2 separate regions of the Homo sapiens genome follow, and region 2 is linked to region 1. Evidence: chromatin contacts called from ENCODE Hi-C or POLR2A ChIA-PET data. All regions are on one chromosome and are shown on one strand. Each heading gives the region's core, a stretch centred on a gene start or an enhancer-like site at or near the end of the contact. The rest is flanking DNA. Distances are from core to core; before and after follow the strand shown.

Region 1 (4,873 bases), core at 726-3,225:
CAAGTCTGGATGACTGAGTTTTGTGGACATGGCACTCCCGGAGACAGCAGTGGCCACCATGGCACCCAGAGTTTGCCCAAGTACTGAATGTTTTGTGAGCAACCATGTTCCCCAAGTAGGTAGCCAGCGCTGCAGAAACCAAACAGCCTCTTAGCTACCTGACTTTAAAAGGAATGACCTAGGTGTTCTGCCAAAGGAGTTATCTATCATCTCTGGCAAACTTGACAATCATCACTTACCTCGACAACCCTGCCCCACATCACTTTATAAAGTCAGCAGGATGTCTTCTCACCCACCCTGTGCTGGTGTCTAACAAATTTATCTTGTCATGCTCAAATGTGTTTGGCAGCCACACCGATCGGCTGGGTGCTGAACCGCCTCTCTGTAATTGTAGCATCAAAATGACAACAGCAGCAGAGCAGCGAATCTTGCACAGCCCCACAGCATGCCTGAGACAAGACTCCAACAAGTAATAATTAGCTTTTTTTCTCCTGCCGCCTACAGTACCTGTCTAACTAAAGAGCTTCCCAAAGTGGAGGGAAAGGCCATAGAATCCAGGTGTCATTCAGAGCCAGTCCTTGCTGAAATGTGGTCTTCCAGTGGAAGCACCTGTATTATTGAGAGGAAAAAGTGTTGGATGCAAAGTAACACCAGGACTAGAGAGAAAGAGAAAGGTGAACCATCCTAAGGAGCTTTGGATACTTTTTTAGAAGGATAAATATTATGCTTACTGAGGAGAAAAAAAAAAGCGATCACAGAAAAATTTCACAGCTAATATTTTTACAAAAGTTGTGCCAGACATTACAGAGTGAAAACGTCTCTCAAGGTGGAATGCTTTAGAGAGCAAAGGCTTAGCATAGACCTAGACCCTTGTGTGGGTATGACATGACATGACATGTCCATGTCAAAATTCACTTTAGTCAGAACCAGAGTATTGATAAACAAAATGTCAGTTACCTGGAGCAGTCCTGGAGAGGTTAAGACATTCTATACTGTTCTACGTCAACCATTTCTACAAAGTTGTCCAGACACCTAAAAGCAGCTTTCTTGGTTATCCAGATGCCAGAATCAACCTTGTATCTGACAATGCACATCTGTTGATTCTAAAGTATATTTATGTGTGTGTGTATGTGTGTGTATACAGCACATATTTACATCTATGAAGACATAGACACTTACAGAGACCCACATGAGCTGGCACTTTCTGAGCCTTTACAGCCTTTAAGACTCGGAGGTTGAGAATTAGAGACACAAGAGAGGCTGTGGATGGCCTATTAAAATGATTAAAGATGTAAATTCAGTGCCATTTTAAAACTGTTCATATTTATCAAACAATTACTGTCTACAGCTACATTTTTTGTTAACTTACTTAAAGTCATGTCGCAAGAAAGATCAAACCCATGAATGCTTAGTAGCTAAGGCTAGTGTTCAAAAGCACTCTAAAAGACATTTTGTCCACATTTTGGAAAAGAAAATATTTGCATGTTTAATTCATAATTTAGGCTATCTTTGAGTATACTGTAAAGTGCTGTGTGATATAATATCAATAAAGTACTTATTAAATGGCACTTTAATGTTTTCTTTTAAAATAACGCACTGTTCTAAACTTCAGTATTGACTATTGACTCGTGCATAGAATCCAATGCTGTAATTAGAAAGTAATCTGTGACTAGAATAGACCTTTGTCCCTGTTAGTAGCCCTGTTGCCATGTTCAGGCTTTTAAAAAATGCTTTTGTGTCACCAAATATATCTATAAAGAAAACAAAATTTCTGTTCAGAGGCCTCTGAAACTTGGCTTTCTTACATGTGGTTGGTTTATGTGACAATCCCTATGAAATGAGTGGACGTATGATTTTTGAATTAAATGACTTTTCCATTTGGTGGTATTTTCTTGAGTTTCTGATAGAGTTTGACTCAATACATGCTTTAATATGTCTTCAAATAAGCATATATACATGATGATCAAAGGTCACAAGTCTCGGCTCCTGCGGTTTTTGGTGACAACCACCGTGCTTATTTCTGATGAGCTCTGAGAAGCTTTGCTTTCCATTTAGGAAGAGGTCAGATGCTAGGAAACTTGAGAATTTGCTCCTCAGGCATATTAAACAATTGAGCCCGAAGAGTCATAGTCCACTTCACATTTCTAACGTTCTTCTCTTAGAATACATATTGTTTTATTCTTCCTAAATTTGACTTTCTAATCACCTATTTTCTGAAACCTCATGAACACAAGGATGGAATCATCAGAGCCAGAACACAGGCAATGCCCCCAGCACAGCTGGTTTGTAAGTCTGTTGTTTAGAGCTTGTTGCATGCTGTCCCAGGCCAAGCCAGATCACTGAGTCTTCGCATTCATCATGTCCCTTCCAGATACATTCTGAGTGGCAGCCTGGGACCCAGGCTTCCAGTGAGCTCCCAGCTTCTGCCACAAGCACAGAGGACTCCCTGATGGGCTCAGTGGAGGCGGCATGGGGAAGCCAGCGCTCTGGGGACTGAGGATGAGGCTTCTGGCTTCAGATGCTTGCCCTGGGAGGGGAGGAAGGGATGTGAAGCTCCCTTGGTCCTGGTTCTAAGGGGAGGGGGGCTATTTAAATGCGTGGGTCACATGTGAGCTGTCTGCTTGTCCTCATTTGCCACTTCGGGCACTCGTTTACCCCTGTGAACAGCACAGGCTGGCAGCAGCTGCTGCCCTCACTGAGTTGACAGCCTCCTCTGGAAAACTCCCCCAGCACCCAAAGCGTCCCACATGTGTGGGTCATCCTGTAACTAGGCGAGGCTTTCTGAGTATGGTGTACATCTATGTCTGATCCTTCATGGAGAGAATGAAATACGTGGTGTGTATTTTATCTTTGTCCTTGGCCTTTCCAATAGATTTCCCAATCACTTCAACTTTCATGCCTTCCTAGCAGAAGGTTTTAATTTTGTTTTGCTTTTAACAGCCACTCAGAGCAGAGCGCAAACTGTCACGTCCTGTGGTTTTGCTTGGTGTTTTTCACTCAGTTCTGACTGCATGATTAGTCCTAAGAGCACCTGGGTTAGAAGTGGATTTGATTGACAGTTGAAATTAGGTAAATGTTAGAGAGTGAGTGTGATGAGAGATTTTCTCAGACCCCAAACACGCTTGCTCATGAGAATTAAGTCATGGCTCTAATTTCTTATTTTCTCAGTTCTTTCCCAACCTCCACTCAGATACCACACTTCTCTCCTACCTGAATGTGTCAGTGTCATTGGCTTGCCCTGCTTTTAATAGCACCAAGCTAAGCTGCCACTAATTAACTATGCGGGGTTAGTCAGTGTTGGCTGACTGCAGCCTGCACAGCAGCCAAGGGAGGCTCTAACCTCCATGGTAACTGCTCGGGGTGGGTGAGGTTTGTCACATGGAGGAGCTTTGCATAACCATCCGCAGGGAAGGGGCATGCCCATGCCGGGATGCATCCTTCAGAAAGCCACCCTGCGGTACCCAGTCAACATCAGACAGTGAGGACCAAAGCCAGAAGGTTTTAAGTTGAAATGATCAACACGGAGACCCTCTGTATCCCACAGCACTTAGCAACTCCTGTCGCACTGTAAATCTGTCACGTCTCTTACGTCATTGGCTCCATGAAGCCTGCTGCAACTTCCTATTAGCTGAAAGCCAGGTAGCTTTGATGCCTTCCCCAGGCCAACCAGCAAATTAGTAAAAACGTGAGTCCATGGGTTCTTTCTTTAGGTGCCAAATCACATCTTACCCTCCAGGTCTTGTGCCCACCGTAAACTTGAAATATTTGTTCTGACACTGTGGCTGGATGTCCTTTTGGGATTTGTGGGTGGGGGTAGATTATTGGAAAGAATTATTAACTGTTTTTCTACCTTTTCTGAATCTTCGTGACAAAGAAAAGGAGTAGTCATGCTTGCCTCACCTGTGATGAGCAAGTTGAAATTATGGCCGTAGAGGATGGCCATCTTTCTGTTACACCTTTTCTCCTATCACACCATTTTTCTCCCTCATGTACTTTCTACCTATAATTAATTCATGATTTGTCATCAAATGTTTGAGGCCCATCTTGCTCTTAATAAACAGCTCAGTTAGGACAGAGACCAGGTCTTGTTCATCTCTGCCCAGTACCCAGCCCAGGGCTGGCATGCAGCAGGTGCTCATAGCCCCTGGGTGGGCTGACCAAGGGGAAAAAAAGTGGGGAAAGCACTGCACTAGAAGGCAGTTCCTCCTCCCTGTTTTACTCTACAGTTATAGTTGGAAGAAAGAAATTGCATGTTATTACACTTGGGTACTTGAACACAGGGTAACTTTGTGACCCTTGGCAAAACGCACCATTTGCTCACATACTGGGATTGGAGCTTGTGGGAGGAAGACCTCCCACCCTCCACTCAGGCACACACAGCCACATTCTTTCCCAGCCTCCTTGGCTGGTGCTGGGCACAAGAAACCATCTGGAGAAGCAGCTGACCAAGAGCCCGAGACCCTGTGCTGTCATCTGGGTTACTTAGGGGTTGTTTCATGAACCTTATGTGAAAAGGGCCTGCCTTCAAGCAAAACCACATCAGAATCACCCCCAAACATAAAAGAAGTATTCCTTTGTAAAGTCCCTTCACGGAAATTCCACACTGTCCCACAGGAGTTTGGTCTGATATCTAACACTCTCACTGAGGGAATTCTTTGGGTCTGACTGAAGTTTCCCATGTGGCAGCTTAAGTCCATTTCCGTTCTGTTTTTCCTTACAGTGGGGAGTAACTGGCCATGGCCCATTGAGAGCAATCACCCTCGATTTTTTATGTTTCCATTCAGCCATCAGTTATTGACCACCTCTTCCATGCCGGAGCTGCTACAACCAGGAAGTGTAAGACATGATCTCTGTCTTCAGGGAACTCAAAATT
Region 2 (4,873 bases), core at 924-3,423, 460 kb before region 1:
TGTCTTTTTTCCTTGCCTGCTGGTTTCTGCTGGCTGCTTCACTGAATCCCGTTTGGAATGAATCCTGGTTTGATCAGTGGGGTTGTGATTGGAAAACAAGTCCTGCAGGCCTCTCACCTCACAAGGCTAGGTCATAAAAGGTGATGCACCTTTCTCCTTGTGAGCTGTATATGTTCACACTGGAGCCTTAAGGCTGCCATACTGGGAGGAAGCCTAAACTGGGCCACAGAGAAAGGCCATATGGAGAAGCCCTGAGTCTACCTGAAAAGTGGGATGCCCAGCTAACCATCCACTCCTCCAGCTCCTGTCACCATCCAACTGCAATCACATGAGAGACCTCAAGCCTTTGGCTTCCCTAAATTTCTAACCCACAGAGATTGTGAGAGAAAATAAAATGATTGCTGTTGTCTTAAACCATTAACTTTTGGTATCATTTATTCTGTATTAATAGATAACCAGAACACCTACCTTTAGGTGCTCAAGATAAAGCATTAAACAGATTTACTTTCATAGGGTTTCCATTCTAGATCTTTCTCATCTTTGGCAAGTGAAGAACAATTGTTTTTGGGTTGTAATTATCTATCAGATAGCTGTCTGGACCTGCTATCAAGTCTAAATTTGTAGATACACCTATCAAAGAGATCACATTCACTTATTTATACATTTACTTATTTATTTTACAATTTTTTGTAGAGATGGGGGGGGTCTCGCTGTGTTGCCCAAGATGGTCTTGAACTCTTGACCCCAAGCAATCCTCTCACCTGGCCTCCAAAAGTTATGGATTACAGGTGTGAGCCACCATGCTCCATTTATGAATTTAATACATTAATTGCTTTCTTAATATAGATGGGACACCTCTGACCCCTCCTGAGTGAAAAATCCATGTTCCCAAGCACCCAGGCCTTCTATCCTATCACAAGGCATGGTTATCGCTTGTTTGCTTCCATCTCACCTAATACCACCAGCAGCTAAATTCATTCTGTTATTCATCTTTGTATTCTTACCATCTAGGCTAGTGCCTGCACATAGCAGACCTATTTAAAAAACAAACCAACCCAAACAAACATGAAGCCCCCACGTAGCTGAAGGAGGGCTGCTGGTTCCTAGACATAGAGATAATTTATTCAAGGACAGTCCCTATCCTCCAGGAGTTAACAATTCAGCACTAGACACCCTGTGGGACCCAGCCTGACAAGTGCAACGAGTGAGATGCCAGAATTGAGTCCTGCGGTCGAACAGAGGGACTACAGGGCAACGCACTGGGCGTGGGAGGTGGAGATGGCTCTGGGAAAGGATCCATTCATTTATTCTACATTTATCAATCACCGTAGCACACACAGCACATAGTAAGTGCTCAATATCTGTTATTAAATGCCAGCCACTGTGCTAGGTGCCAGGATGCAACAGCGGACAAGAAAATTGCAGGGGCACTTGCCCTCGTGGGGCTTACCGTGTAGCGAAGGATGACAGGCAGTAGACTGTCATCTTATTATGTAAAATTGTGCTAGATGCAGAGCAGGAAAATAACAGGCGGCTGAAATTCTAGTAATGATGTGAGCTCCTTCGGCTGAGGGGAACCGTGGGCGGGTTCTGAGCAGGAGTGGCCGTGAGGGGGACGGACCGTAGGGGGCGGGAAGACTGCAGGCAAGAGCTGGTAATTTTAAGATGCAAATAACATTTTTCTGCCTGACTGGAAGAGGAGCGTTTGGTCGCTCGGGATTCTCCCGGAGCAGGGGGCTGTATTTTGAGTGTAAAATCGGTTGCCCCGCAGTGCAGGGCAGGCGGTGGTGAACTGCAGCCCTAGTCCCCAGGTTTTTCATGCTTGGCACATCGAGGCTCTTCGGCCCCCAGGACCAGCAGACTCGCCATGCGTGGCTCGGATTCGGGCTGGAGCAGGCGGGCAAGGTAGCGGGGGCGGGTGCACAGCAACGCTCACCCCTAGGTTTCGGGGTCTGCAACGCTGGGAGGGCAAGAGGAGGCGGAGTTTGCGCTGCGGACCTAGGCGTTGGCGAGGGCCACGCCCCCAGCCGCAGACCCTGCCTCCAGGCCCCTTTGATTGGATCAAGACCGCGGAAGGGCCGGGCGTCCTCGGGCGGCCTGAGGGTCGGGCAGGGGAGGGTGCGCTGATTGGCCCGGCGGGGATTAAGTCATCGCTAGCAGGTTCGAGCGGCCCAGACACCGGCGGGGCGGCCGAGGCTGCTGTGAGAGGGCGCTCGAGGCTGCCGAGAGCTAGCTAGCGAAGGAGGCGGGGAGGCGGCGTCTGCACTCGCTCGCCCGCTCGCTCGCTTCCCGGCGCCGCTGCGGGTCCGCGCTGCGTTTCCTGCTCGCGATCCGCTCCGTTGCCCGCGCCCGGAACAGCAGCACCTCGGCCGGGTCCGAGCTCGGTTCGGGAGTCTTGCGCGCCGGCGGACACCGCGCGCGGAGTGAGCCAGCGCCACACCTGTGGAGCCGGCGGCCGTCGGGGGAGCCGGCCGGGGTCCCGCCGCGTGAGTGCTCTGGGCGGCGGGCGGCCCGGGCCCCGGCGGAGGCGCGCCCCCCGGCTGGGCGCCGCGCGCACCATGGGGCTCCCAGCGCTCGAGTTCAGCGACTGCTGCCTCGATAGTCCGCACTTCCGAGAGACGCTCAAGTCGCACGAAGCAGAGCTGGACAAGACCAACAAATTCATCAAGGAGCTCATCAAGGACGGGAAGTCACTCATAAGCGCGCTCAAGAGTGAGTGTCCCGAGCCCCTCGGGGACGCGGCTCCGGGGCGGGAGGAACTGGGAGGTGGCGCTTAGCCCGGGTTGCCCGCGCGTCTGCCGGGTTTCTGCTCCCGGTACACTGGGGGACGGGTGTCGACGCCTCCGAGGCAGGAAGGATACGTAAAGCGGGCGAACCAGCAACCATCAGATGAAGAGAGAGACCCGTCGCTCCGCCTTTTGCGTTCAGGGATGGTCGGGAGGTGACCCAGCGCGGGTGGTGCTCTGGGGCAGCGCGGGTGGGCGTGGGCGTGCGCGGCACGCAGGTGTCCCAGCAGTGGGGCCAGAGTGCCGAGCGCGCCGCAGCCAGCGGGCAGATCCCATCGTGTCCACAGCTCCAGCTCCCTTAGGGGCAGAGTTGCTCAGCCTTGAGTGCCCAACCGTGAGAATGGAGCGTGCCCTGCCGAGGGGGCGCTGCCTCCCCTTGGGAAAAGGTGGGTTGTGACTGCTTCGCTCCCTGTACGCAGCTCCAGCCTAGTCAGGCCGCCGGGTTCCCTGGGTGGAATGCTTGGTTAGCTTGCGATTCCTTGGAGTATTGGCAGCCAGTAATCTCTAAATCTGGAATCAGTACGTGCGCAGGTTCTGATTCTTGTGTTTAGCAGAAGGTGATAGGGGTGGGAGTAGAGAATCAGAGTGTTCCTTTACTCTAAACTGTGGGCGAGGGTTTAAAAATAGAATGTACATATCCCAACTCTCTCCCTCTCCTGCTCCCAAGCTCTCCTTTTTACCTCTTCCGTTATCCTTGTAAAGGTCTGAGAAGGAATATCCATAATTCTCAGAAAGAAGTTCAAACGTATTTCAAAGATTCTTGGACCTTTTGTAAAACCATTTTTGCGTTTTTTCCTTTTGGTACAAGGGGAGAGATGCAATTTTGCATTCTGCTTCACTTTTGCAGAGCCAGAGAGTTTCTTTTTCTGGCCAAATAAGCGTGCTCTAGGGATGAGTGCTTTGGATTGTGAGAACGTTTTTGGTGCCTTTTCAGTCTCCCCATTTAAAAATAGCTCAGTCCATCTTTTAGTTTTAAGAATCAGGAACCACATGAAGGCAGATAGTGGAATTGTCTCTGACTCTGTTACTGTATCTGTTTCTGTGATGGATTTCTTAGTAGGTGATACCTTTCAGCTAAGAAATCTTGCCTTAGCAGAGTAGAGTCGTAGCTGTGGGAATTGTTCCCAGGCCTCTTTAAAGGGCACTTACAAAAGTCAGGTGCCTGAGATGTCATTTTGTCAGCTTGTTGCTTCTAAAAATGAAGAGAGAGACAATGGAATGCCAGGGCAGCCCAAAGTGCCAATCTTTTGGGATGAAATGAACACAGGACTGTGATGTGATGAGGCTTCTTAGAGGCAGATTCTTAGGCTGTGCCTTACCTGAAACATATGAACAGACCCTTCCTTTGTCAATAATCAAGGCCATTCTTGGTTTAGGGGATGGGGGTCCCTGGTTTGGAGTAAGTTAGGGGCCCACTTACAGGTTGGGCCCAGGAATTTTGATTGAACCTCAGGCTGGCTTTAGTGAGTTCTCTGCTTCACTCAGCAAACTTTTGGTGTGATTGTGGTGTACTGGGTACTGCACTGGGCACTAAGGGTGTAGGAGTGAATATTTTGCTGCTCCTGTGCTTACAGAGGTGTACTTCATTCCAGGCACTGCTTCACATATAATTATCTCATGTGCTTAGATTCATTCTGCAAATGAGAAAACAGAGACTGGGGGAAGCATTACCTCTGAGTCACACAGCTCTAGCAGCAGGACCAGAGCTTTTGAATCCACCTGGTTTGAGCCAGAGATGGAGTCCCTGCCAGTGCAGAGCTCTTGACTTCTGCCCCATCTCACTTGCCCGGAATGGAACCTCTTGCACCAAGCCCTAGAATTTGGACTTGTGTTTTCTATTTTGGCATTGAATCTGAGGAGGGTGCGTTTGGGTGACTGGCAGTTTTCCTACCACTAGTTTTTGGGGGCAAGAATTCTTTGGTAGGAAGAAACATTGCAGTGATAGAGTTGAAGTGTTATTTAAGCTGTCTAATGGAATGGATCAGCCCTGTAATCTGGAGGAAAGACTGATGGGGATCTCGGTGTTCTGTTCTCTCTACGTCCAGCTCTGCTAATGTATTCTACCACTACTAACTACTACTTGATCA

What was found. A loop is a pair of places that touch in the nucleus more often than their neighbours do. ChIA-PET counts read pairs that join two places held with the same protein, here RNA polymerase II (POLR2A). Pooled maps may share reads with other maps.
Region 2: a pooled map shows a loop between it and region 1 (4-fold over the local background). The contact joins the promoter of ARHGAP26 here to the enhancer-like site in region 1. A Hi-C loop is called at or near these places in 2 of 50 pooled maps. POLR2A ChIA-PET finds 5 or more read pairs at or near these places in 2 of 52 experiments (CD4-positive, alpha-beta T cell and K562).

The regions. Positions count from the first base shown.
Region 1 is chr5:143,227,121-143,231,993 of GRCh38, forward strand. ARHGAP26 (Rho GTPase activating protein 26) reads left to right here. Exons shown (of 23, transcript NM_001135608.3): 23 at 1-1,887. Among named protein-coding and RNA genes, the nearest start is that of ARHGAP26-IT1, 37 kb to the left of the region's middle. RefSeq lists an enhancer at 2,449-2,508. Within about 2 kb of position 1,976, at least 9 of the 41 ENCODE cell types and tissues checked have a DNase peak (open chromatin) inside an H3K27ac peak, as active enhancers do; they include CD4-positive, alpha-beta T cell, where a contact is called at or near this core.
Region 2 is chr5:142,768,204-142,773,076 of GRCh38, forward strand. It overlaps ARHGAP26 (Rho GTPase activating protein 26), which reads left to right and starts at 2,174. Exons shown (of 23, transcript NM_001135608.3): 1 at 2,174-2,712. The coding sequence starts at 2,559. RefSeq lists silencers at 1,978-2,387, 2,398-2,517 and an enhancer at 2,813-3,648.